Regions from separate parts of the Mus musculus genome. Here region 1 is linked to region 2. Evidence: chromatin contacts called from ENCODE POLR2A ChIA-PET data. All regions are on one chromosome and are shown on one strand. The core of a region is the stretch at or near the end of the contact, and the rest is flanking DNA. Distances in the headings are between cores, read along the strand shown. Region 1 holds the start of Spint2 (serine protease inhibitor, Kunitz type 2). Region 2 holds the start of Catsperg1 (cation channel sperm associated auxiliary subunit gamma 1).

Region 1 (5,942 bases), core at 2,669-5,168, 71 kb after region 2:
ATCACAGAACCTCAATCACACCCATGCACAGCCCTCAACAGCCTGCTGTCTCTACTTCCACCCAACTCTCACACCCTTTCATTTCTTCAATCTCCTTTCTGAACCTAAAAAAAAAAAAAAAAAAAGCCAAGATGGAGGTGCACACCTTTAATCCTAGCACTTGGAAGGCAGGGGTAGGTAGATCTGGGTCTGATGCCAGCCTGGTCTACAGAGTTCCAAGACAGCACAGAGAAACCCTGATTCAAAAAACAAAACACAAAAACCAGAAAGAATAAATTTAGTAAAAAAAAAAAAAAAAAAAAATTAAGATTTTATGTCTCAGGATTTTGCCTGTGTGCATATATCAAAACCTTGTACACACCTGATTCCTGAGAAAATCAAGAGGACATGGAACCAAGGATATGAATGGTTATGAGCCATCATGTGCTTAGTGGGAACTGAACCTGGATCCTCTGCAACAACCCTGAGCCATCTCTCCAGTCCCTATGAGCCTTCATGATACCTTTCTCAGCCGGGCATGGTGGCACACGCCTTCAATCCCAGGGAGGTAGAGGCAGTCGGATTTCTGAGTTCGAGGCCAGCCTGGTCTACAGAGTGAGTTCCAGGATAGCCAGGGCTACACAGAGAAACCCTGTCTCGGGGAAGAAAAAAAAAACCTTTCTCTAACAAGAACCTAGACCCGTGTTGGGATTGGTTCTAATGCTTTGTCTTATTTTGGCTACCAAAAGGTCCGCTAGCACGTAAGAATCCAGGAAAGTGGCCCAAGAGGTTGGATCTGAGGTAGCAGAGATGAAATATAGATTTTAAAGATATTAATTCAGGAATATCGGAGGTGGGTGTTTGTTAGTCTCAGGGAGGATTAGAAATATGCACCCGGGCTAGAGAGATAGCTCAGCAGTTAAGAGCACTGACTGCTCTTCCAGAGGTCTTGAGTTCAAATCCCAGAAACCACATGGTGGTTCACAACCATCTGTGATGAGATCTGATGCCCTCTTCTGGTGTGCCTGAACATAGCTACAGTGTATAATAAATCTTTATATATATGCGTGTATAAATTTTGCCAGCAGTGGTGGCACAAGCCTTTAATCCCAGAACTTGGGAGACAAGAGGCAGGCAGATTTCTGAGTTGAAGGCCAGCCTGGTCTACAGAGTTCCAGGACAGCCAGGGCTATACTGAAAAAAATCCTGAGAGAGTGGGAGAGGACCATCATCTAGCTAGTCAAAACATCAAAATTTGTGTGTGTGTTTCACTCTCAGAGGGCTCTGGCAGGTAGCTGGAAGAGTGACCCACAGGGAGCCAAAGTGGTTTAAATAAACTCACCACTACATCCCTGCTTCTAGACCCCTCTCCCTTCAACTCCCCCAAACCTCAAGGCAAAAAGATGTCATCAAGAGTAGAAGGTTCACTGCCTGCCACCTGCCATCTGCTGACCCACATCTGCTCCTCTCCACAGTCTTTATCTAGGCTGGGTTTACTTGTGGGGAGTTCCATTCAGACAAAGGAGCCTTGTTCTCTGTCTACCCTCCAATGACCTTGTCTTCCACATCACCTCAGTCTAACATGAACATTTACATTTCTTCAGGACCCCAGTGTCCTCACCTAGGCTCAGGGTCCACTCTATCTAATTTTCTAAGTCTTTCCTTCCAGAACCTCAACTGTAACAATCTGCTGACCATACCTGCCACCTTCCCACTGCCCCTCAGCTACTGGTGAAGATAAGAATCTATGAGCGGCCTTTTATAATCACTCCTGTCCAAGTTCCTCCACTTCCTTTGGTAGCACTATACAGCTAGAATGTGCCAGAGACATGCCTTTGTTTGCTGAGAAAAACCAGACACCCATCCAACCCAAAAAAAAAAAAAAAAAACCCAAAACCTATCAAAACTGGTGCCTCTGACAAAGCTGTTGAAGCTTTCAAACAAAGAGCCCTTGATATAAGTGAGGGCAGCAGTTCACCAGCCTGAAGGCCGGCGTACTTCAAAAAGGTCGGTAAGTCTAGTCCGTTCAGAAGGACACGGCCTAGCCAATCACTTTGTGTGACCTTCCAAAGGCCTATGATGTCACCACCACATCAGGCCGGTTCTAGGCTCAGACAACGCAAGAGCTTAGAAAAGCCATATCCACAGCCACAGGCCAGGTAACTTATAGACACAAGGCAACCTGGAGTCTGGCTATACTACAATGGTCAACCTCTGCACTTCTGACTCTGGATCACCAGGGCTGAGCCTCTCCCACCGGCCTGTGGCATTCTCCATAACTCTTGTTGTTGCCCTAGTCTTAGACACAGGAATAGACCATTCCTCAGAAGCTACCACACTCCCTGCTTTCTCTTTCACCAAATAGGTTGCCCACTAAGGACTTGGGCCTCGTGGCTGTGTCCACTTCTCCCCTTCCTGACTTCTGTTCCAGCCTTGGGGTGGGGGTGGGGTCTTTTCCTTGATCACAATCAATTTTACTCTAGACCCTCACTACTCCCTCCCACTACCTGGGACACTGGTCCCAAGGTCTTAGTATGGCTGCCACCTACTCATTCAATTGTTAGGATAGGTGCCACCCTCCTTAGAGTACTTCCTGAGTTAAGTACCCTTCACCATCTTCTATCACTGTTCTTATCCCGCTGTCTTCTAGTCACCGCTAGTCATTTAATCTTTGGCGAGTACTCTGCACGTTAAGTGTTCGCTCCCACTGGAATCCAAGCTCTGCGAATTCAGGAACCTGTCTAGTCTTGAGTCAGCCACGACCACCATTCTTACAGACCCTCAGCGGGGACTCAATTAAGTTTGCTCAATCAATGAATTCTTTCAAAAGAGATCTTTTCAAAGCTGGCTAGTGGTTGTCTGAAGCAGTTAAAAGTTGTAACGACTCCTAAAGACGCAAACCCCAGCTGCTGGGTGCCAATACTACACTCGGAGAACAGACGTTCCTGCATTGGCAGGCACCTTGGCAAAGCTCCTCCCTTCTACCAACCGCTGCTTCTCTTCTTCCTCGGGAGATCATGGGGCTGTTGCCATATGTGATATCAACAGGTGTCCGAAGTGCGTTTTCCCTGTACCCAAAGCGGCCAACAGGTCTCCCGAACAAATTTCCACCTCTGAGGCTTGAATGCGCCCCCCACCCCCACCCCAAGTCCCCGTCCCCACCCCGGGCTTTCTTTGGCCAAGCAATTTCCGCTTCGTTGAGCTCCTCACCCACTTCCAGTGCCACGCCTTCCTGGGTCAATACACCTCATCTCCCTCCCTTCCTCCTTCCTTCTGGAAGGGACACTTTGCTAACCCTTACGCCCCCGCGCTCGCGAGGCTCCTACCCTTCCTAGCCCGCCACCTGCAGGTCTGGCTCCACCGCCCATCCTCCCCAACCCCAAGGAGCCTGCGATCACTCTGCGCACCGAGTACCCCCACTTTCGCTGCGGCCTCCTCTATCCCCTGCTCCCGGATCCCCCGCCTGGCCCTCACCGTGGACGTCTAGTTCTCGGCTGGCCACCTGGGCCCCGGAGAGGAGCAGCGAAGCTACCAAGGCGAGGAGCGCCCGGCCCCGCCGCAGCTCACAAAGCTGCGCCATGACCTGCTGCCAGCGCCGCGCGCCAGGCCTCGAGCCGCCGGCCGTTGGGGTGTGGGGGTGGGGTCTCGCGAGCAGGTGCGGGAAAGCCCACGGCCGCGCACGCGCACTGCAGGTCCGCGGGCTCAGGTGCGGCTTCGCCCCGGAGTAGGACTTCGAGGCGCCCGGGTCCCCGGAAGCCCTTTTTTCTGGCTTTTGGCGCGTGCGACGCCTTAGTTGCCTCCCAACACGGTCCCTGGACTCGCGCGGCAACACTCTGCGACTCTTCCCCAGACTGTGAAAGCCTCCACCCGTCCGAGGAGTACTACGGCGAATGGCGGACGCAGGGACACAAGAGAAGGTGGCACCCAGGCTGGGGGTGGGGCGCACCTGGCGGGGCGGGGCAGATGCGGCGCAAGCGCGGAGGGCCCCGCACCTGGCTCTGCGGCCTGCACCTGGCACCGCCCCCGGCTCCTGGGAGGAGGCGTGGTTGGCATTGACCCCGCCCCAGCCGGACCTTGCGGGAGGCGTGGGTCTGTTGGCCACGACGTCCTTGCGCCTTCGTGCTTGCGCTGTGACTATGGCGAGAGAAACTTTTCGGAAACCTGTGGCTGTCTGCCCGCTCTGCTTTAGCGTTCCTTTAGGTGTGAGAGATATATCCTGCCTAAATTCCTCGTTCTCTGTGCCATAAACAAATGTCCCGGATTGAGCAGTGGCCAGGCCAGCTTGGCCTGTGTGTCGTCAAACAGGATCAGCCCGTAGTAGTGATGCGGAAGCAGAGGGAAGAGTGATCAGGAATGTGATGGTGAAATCCTACAGTTGAGTGAGCAGGGGTTGGGACAGTGAAAATCAGGGCATGATCAGAGCCCAGTTTCCTATTCAGTGCGACTGCCAGTTAGGCAGGGCACTGTCTGGAAAGAGGTGACAAGTCCTTAAAACTGCAGGTTTCTCTGGACCCCGTACAGGAAGACAAATACAAATATATAGAGGTGTTAGGGTGACGATCAGAAGCTTGCAAAGGATGAACAGACCTGAAAGGGGGAGGGACACGGGGACTGGACTAGGTACAACACCCAAAGGAGACTTACAAACCACTACCACAGAACCAGGGTGGGCTTCTGGAAAGAAGCTCCATTTAAACTGGATGAATGGAGGAGGGCTGACAGAGGAAGTAGAAGGCCGTTAGCAGAAGAATTAATGATCTCGTTATCATTGAAAATACTGCTCTTGGGCTGGCAAAGTGGCTAAGTAAATACAACTGCCACCAAACCTGATGACCAGATTCGCACCTGCTCGCAAGGTCACCCCCCACCACCACCCCCCAACGGCTGGAGGCCTGGCGTGCCCGGGTGCTCCACGCCTTGTTAGCTTCGCTGCTTCTCTCCGGGGCCCAGGCGGCCAGGAGATTCCTGGTGCAAACACGGTGGAAGAAGAGAACTGGCTTCCTGAAGTTCTCTGACCTCCACACTGTAGCCATGGCACCTGCCAGACCACACGAACACAGACACACACACACAGACACACACACACACACAGACACACACACACACACACACACACACACAAATAAATGTGTTTAAGAAAAATAAAATAGGGCTGGAGAGATGGCTCAGCGGTTAAGAGCACTGACTGCTCTTCTGAAGGTCCTGAGTTCAAATCCCAGCAACCACATGGTGGCTCACAACCATCTATAATAAGATCTGTCACCCTCTTCTGGTGTCTAAAGACAACTACAGTATACTTCATACAATAATAAATAAATCAAAAAAAAAAAAAAAAAAAGGAACTGACTGCTCTTCCAGAGGTCCTGAGTTCAATTCCCAGCAACCACATGGTGGCTCACAACCATCCAAAACGAGTAGCCGTCTTCAGATACTCCAGAAGAGGGCGTCAGATCTCGTTATGGATGGTTGTGAGCCACCATGTGGTTGCTGGGAATTTAACCCAGGACCTCTGGAAGGGCAGTCGGGTGCTCTTACCCACTGAGCAATCTCACCAGCCCCAATAAATCTTTTTTTAAAAAAGAAAAGAAAAAGAAAATAACGTCCTTATTACGGTAAACAAAGTAGGCCTGGTTGCGCAAGCCTGTACTCCCAGCACTCTGGATGTGGAAACAGAACTGGGATAGCTCATAGCCAACCCCAGTAACAAGCACCAACCCCTACCCTGAAGAACAAAAAGCAAAAAGAAAACCACCAGGTGTGGGGTGTAATTCACTTGCTAGAGCACTCACCTAGCAGGCAGGAAGCCCTGAGTTTGATTCTCAGCATCACACAAACCAACCTTGGCATCACAAAGCCAACCTTCTTGGCAGATGCCTGTAATCCCAGCACTCAGGAGCTGAAAGCCAGAGGACCCAAAGCAAGAGTTCAAATTTATAGTCAGCATAGCAAACTCAGACCAGTCC
Region 2 (5,297 bases), core at 2,617-5,116:
AGGGTAAGAGATCGTGGCGGTGCAGCCTACTGTGATGGCACACACTCGTTCCCTGTGCTCCAGAGAGTTAGACAGCAGGCTCTTTCATTCAAGGCTAGTTCAGGACGGCACATAGGGAGTTTGAAGTCAGCCTGGGCTATGAATAAAGTAAAGTATGGCTGTCTCAAAAGTAAGCAGATCAATAAAATCTAGAGGCCGGTGTAGTAACATTCACCTTCCACCCCCTCAGGAGATGGAAACAGGAGGATCACCACAAGTCTGAGACCAGTTTATTCTATAGAGAGTTCTAAGTGAACCTATCTCCTGGGTTTATATTCTCTCTTCTGGAATCTGTACCAGGCACACATGTGGTATACAGGCACACATGCAGGCAAAACACTCATAGATATAAATAAAATGTTTTAAAAACAAAAATGTTCGAGTCAAGGGTGGTGACTTAAATCTGTGATCCCAGCACTCAGATAACAGATGTAGGAGAATCAATGCAAGTTCAAGGCTAGCCTGATCCAAGTAGGGAGTTCTAGACCAGCGGGGGCTCCATAGTAAGACATTGTCTCAAAAAACACAAAAACAAAGCTGGGCATGGTTGTACACACCTATAACCCCAGTACTTGGGAGAAGGAGGCAGGAGGACCCTGAGTTAAGGACAGCCTGTGACACATATGACCCTAGTTCAAACCAACATAAGAAGCAAATGGTACTCGGGTGACTGACTGCCCAGCCCCTTGGTTCTTGTAGCATAGTCAACCAGCTTTTCTAGGACCAAATTATCACTTTTGTGGTGTTTTATCACGAGTGAGTTATAGCTCAATGTACTTAAAACTTTTTGTTGGTGTCTTGAGAAAGGATCTTTCTACATCACCCAGCCTAGACGCTTTTGTTCTGAAGTATAGACACACATCGACACTTTTTTTTAACTCCCTTTCTTTAGATTTACTTATTTTACTTAACGTGCATCAATATTTTGTATGAATAACGTGTATGTGTACCGTGTGCATGCCTGTTGAATCCCCTGGAACTGTGGTTATGTGTGGCTGTGAGCACCGGATGGGTGCTAAGAATCAAACTCTGGTTGTCTGCAACAGCAACAAGTACTCTTAACCAATGAGCTCCTACCTCTCCGGTCCTGCAGTGAGACTGCTTCCCTAGTATGGTGAGGCACTAAGCTCTTTCCTCATCACAGAATAAAAACAAGTGCGGTGGTCCAATGGGCTTTCAGAATCCCAGCAAGCTCCCACGGAGCCTGGAGAGGCAAGGTGGTCAGAAGTCTGAGGTGGTTCTTTGTTATACCAGTCAGTCAGCCTGGCTCTCATGAGACTCCGCCTCAAAAACACTAATAAAAGAATCAGGTGGTGATGGCACACACCTTGAATCCCAACACTAAGGAGGCAGAGACAGGTAGATCTTTTTGAGTCCGGTCTACATAGCAAGACCCTGTCTTCAGAGAAAGAACCTACAGAATAGGGCACAATGTTTGCAAATCATCTGTATGAAATTATTAAAACTATTATTTAAAATTTATAAATAATTTTCACAGGCTGGAGTGATGGCTCAGCAGTTAAGAGCACTGACTCTTCTTCCTGAGGTCCCAAGGTCAATTCCCAGCAACCACATGGTGGCTCACAACCATCTGTAATGGGATCTGAAGCCCTCGTTGGGTGCCTCTGAAGACAGCTGCAGTGTGCTCATATACATAAGATAAAGAAAATCTCTAATAATTAATAATAATAATTTTCACAAATCAATAATTAAAAGTAAAAAAACAAACGAACAAACAAACAAAACTTCATTTTAAAATGAGCAAGGGAGGCTGGAGAGATGACTTAGAGGTTAAGAGCACCAACTCCTCTTCCAGAGGACCCAGGTTTAGTTCCCAGCAAACATATGGTGGCTCACAGCTGTCTGTAACTACAGTTCAGGACACTTGACACCCTCCCATAGACATGCATTCAGGCAAAACACCAATGCACACTCAATAAAAAGAAATAAATCATTTTAAAAAATAATAAAATGAGCAAAGGAAGGCCAATCGAGATGGCACATTCCACCTTTGATCCTGGCAAAGGCAGGCAGATCTCTGTGAGTTCCAAGATAGCCAGGACTCTGTAGAAAGACCCTGTCCTAAAGAACCAACCAACCAACCAACCAAAATAGGCAAAGGAAGGTTGGCATGCTGGCTCATACCTATAATCCCAGTACTTGAGAGACAGGGGCACAAGAACTGTTCTGAGTTCAAGGCCAGCCCGGGTTAAGTAACACTATCCTATATCCTGAAAGGAAGAGGGTGGGGCCAGAGAGATGGCTGACTCAATGGTTAGAGTGTGTAACTGTTCTTCTAGATGACCAAAGCATGATTGCCAGCATCTATGTCAAGCCACAATAGCTTGTAACTCCAATCCCAGGAATTCATCACCCTCTTCCGACCTCCACAGGCAACTGCATGCACATGCATAGACCTATTAAAAATAAGATGAATGCTTTTTTTTTAAAAGAGAGAATAACTACTATTAGACACAGGGTTCTTTTTTTTTTTTTTTTTTTTTTTTGGTTTTTCCAGACAGGGTTTCTCTGTATAGCCCTGGCTGTCCTGGCACTCACTTTGTAGACCAGGCTGGCCTCGAACTCAGAAATCCGCCTGCCTCTGCCTCCCGAGTGCTGGGATTAAAGGCGTGCGCCACCACGCCCGGCCCAGACACAGGGTTCTTATTGGAGGATAATAGGAACGTTCCGGAGAAAGATAATGAGGTTAGTGTGATTGCTTAAGTGAGGTACTGTTTGAACACCCCAGGCTCCTATGTTTGAATGCTTGGTCCTTAGCTGTGGGTCTGACTGAATAGGATTACATATGGCCTTCATGGAGAAGATGTGTCACCAGGGGTGTTAGGCCTTGAGGTCTGCACCATTCCTAGTTCGCTTTCTCTGCCTCCTGCTTGTGGATGGAAGTACCTGCCATGGTGGTCCCACCGGGTTCCCTACTGTGCTGCTCATGGACTTTTGGTTTATAAGTTGCCTTGGTCACAGTTTTTCTGTCATGGAATGACAGAATGGAGCTGAAACGGTTGCCTGACTCTGTAGATACACTAAAATGTACTGATCTGTATACTTTAGAACGACACCTTTAGGGGCTGAGAACAGGGTGGTAGCAGGTAGCAGTGGTAGCATGTACAAAGCCTTGGATTCTGTCCCTAGGCCCCTAAACAAAATAAGAGCTACATCTCAATTTTAAAATGGGGCCCCGTGGGGGGGGGAGTGCTGTGCTCACTTTTTGTCCCTATTGTGTTCTTGTACCTAGTGGGAGACTGAATCTTTAATGCCTTCAGGGTTGGTGGAGACTACTATTAAACTGTATTGAAAAAACACTGCTGAAAATGGGAAACTGGAGACTTACAGAAATCAGCCTACTCATACTGTAAACTCTTACCTGTCCCGGACAGGAAAAGTTGATTTGCAAGTAGTAAGGAAAGCTCAAATAGTTCTGTAAAGAAAGGTGGAGGAAATACCTAGTCACTTGGTGTACTGACTCGAGATCTCTCTATTTACTGACCCCAAATCTCTTTGATACTCTTGATCTCACTTCCCTCACCTCTGACGGATCGATTGGCGAGTCTGTCAACTTTTGGAACACCTTGGCCACTGTATCGATGGGCTCATGATCTTGAAATCGATCCTTGGAGAGATGCAAGCCTACCTTCTCGAACTTGTTCAGGACAAGAAGCCAGGTGCAATGCTGTAAGGTATCTTCCGCCCACGACTTCAACGACAGCAATAGCACTAGCCGCAGTACCCAGAATGCCCAAAGGTTTGGTTTTCTCGGCCACACAGGGCTGACCGGGGACATGGCTGGCCGGGACACCATGTAGCTAGAACCTGGAGAACGTGGGGATTAACACCCACTTGCAAGTTGGCTAGCTGAGGCTGATCTCTAGGAAACCGCTCAGTTCCTGCCCCTTTTCCCACTCTTCTTCCTAGCTCCACCTTTGATCAGGCTTTGGGGCCCCTTACTCTCTGCCCGGGCCCTGCTCTTAGGCCTTGCCACGCCCTTACTCCCAGCTCCTCCCCTACTAATACTCCTCGCCCCGCCCCTGCTCCTACTCTCGGCCCCTCCCCTACTAATACTCCTCGCCCCGCCCCTGCTCCTACTCTCGGCCCCTCCCCTACTAACACTCCTTGCCCCGCCCCTGCTCTTTCTCCCGGCCCCTCCCCTACTAATACTCCTCGCCCCTCCCCTACTAATACTCCTCGCCCCTCCCCTACTAATACTCCTCGCCCCGCCCCTGCTCTTACTACTGTCCCTACCCCTGCGGCTCTTTTCACCCTGCTTCCTAGTTACTCTCTCTCTCTTTGCCCTGGCTTTGCTCTTTTCTGTTCCCGTTCTTGGAACTCCTAACCTACTCTTCGCCAAGTCCCTCTTTTTTTTTCTTGCCTTGCCAGAGCACTTCCTGTTTTCCTTACCACTGTGCCCCTCAGGGGACTTGGCTCCGCCCTCAAAAGGTTCCCCGCCCACACACTGCTCTTCGCCACGCCCCTTTCTTTTCGCTCCTGCCCTGCTCAGGAACCGGCTTAGAGTCTTCTTGTCCTTTCGTGAATCCTCGCCCACACCTCCGAACTCGCTAGGCTCTTTGCCTTGGCTCAAGGTCTGAGTCGTTCTGGAAATCAGATCCTGGCTCTGCTTTCTCTTCTGGCCACGCCCCTGGTCCTGGCTCCGGTCTGGAGTGTCGCGGTAGAGCGGATCTTCACTCTGCCTTCTCTCTTGGCCACGACCCTGGTCCTGGTTCAGGCTCCAAGTGTTGCAGTAGTTCAAATGCTCACTCTGTCTTCTCTCTTGGCCACGCCCCCGGTCCTGGTTCAGGCCCTGAGTGTTGCAGTAGTTCAAATCCTCACTCTGTCTCCTCTCTTGGCCACGCCCCTGGTCCTGGCTCAGACCCCGAGTGTCGCGGTGGTTCGGATCCTCGCTTCGTCTCCTCTCTTGACCACGCCCCTGGCCCTGACTCAGGTCCCGAGTGTTGCAGTAGTTCAAATCCTCGGTCTGTTTCTTCTCTTGGCCATGTCCCTGGTCCTGGTTCAGGCCCCACGTGTTGCAGTAGTTCGAATCCTTGCTCAGTCTCCTCTCTTGGCTACGCCCCTGGTCCTGATTCAGGCACCGAGTGTTGCAGTAGTTCAAATCCTCGCTCAGTCTCCTCTCTTGGCCACGCCCCTGGTACTGGTTCAGGCCCCAAGTGTTGCAGTAGTTCCAATCCTTGCTCTGTCTCCTCTCTTGGCCACGCCCCTGGTCCTGATTCAGGCCCCGAGTGTTGCAA

The links. ChIA-PET counts read pairs that join two places held with the same protein, here RNA polymerase II (POLR2A).
Region 1: POLR2A ChIA-PET joins it to region 2 with 11 read pairs in embryonic stem cell. The contact joins the promoter of Spint2 here to the promoter of Catsperg1 in region 2. POLR2A ChIA-PET finds 5 or more read pairs at or near these places in 2 of 5 experiments (Patski and embryonic stem cell).

Annotation. Positions count from the first base shown.
Region 1 is chr7:29,278,059-29,284,000 of GRCm38, forward strand. It overlaps Spint2 (serine protease inhibitor, Kunitz type 2), which reads right to left and starts at 3,919. Exons shown (of 7, transcript NM_011464.2): 1 at 3,454-3,919. The coding sequence starts at 3,559. Gm45977 (a long non-coding RNA gene) reads right to left here. Exons shown (of 4, transcript XR_003946629.1): 4 at 5,662-5,942.
Region 2 is chr7:29,207,059-29,212,355 of GRCm38, forward strand. Catsperg1 (cation channel sperm associated auxiliary subunit gamma 1) reads right to left here and starts at 3,867. Exons shown (of 28, transcript NM_001368407.1): 1 at 3,584-3,867; 2 at 3,422-3,475. The coding sequence starts at 3,856.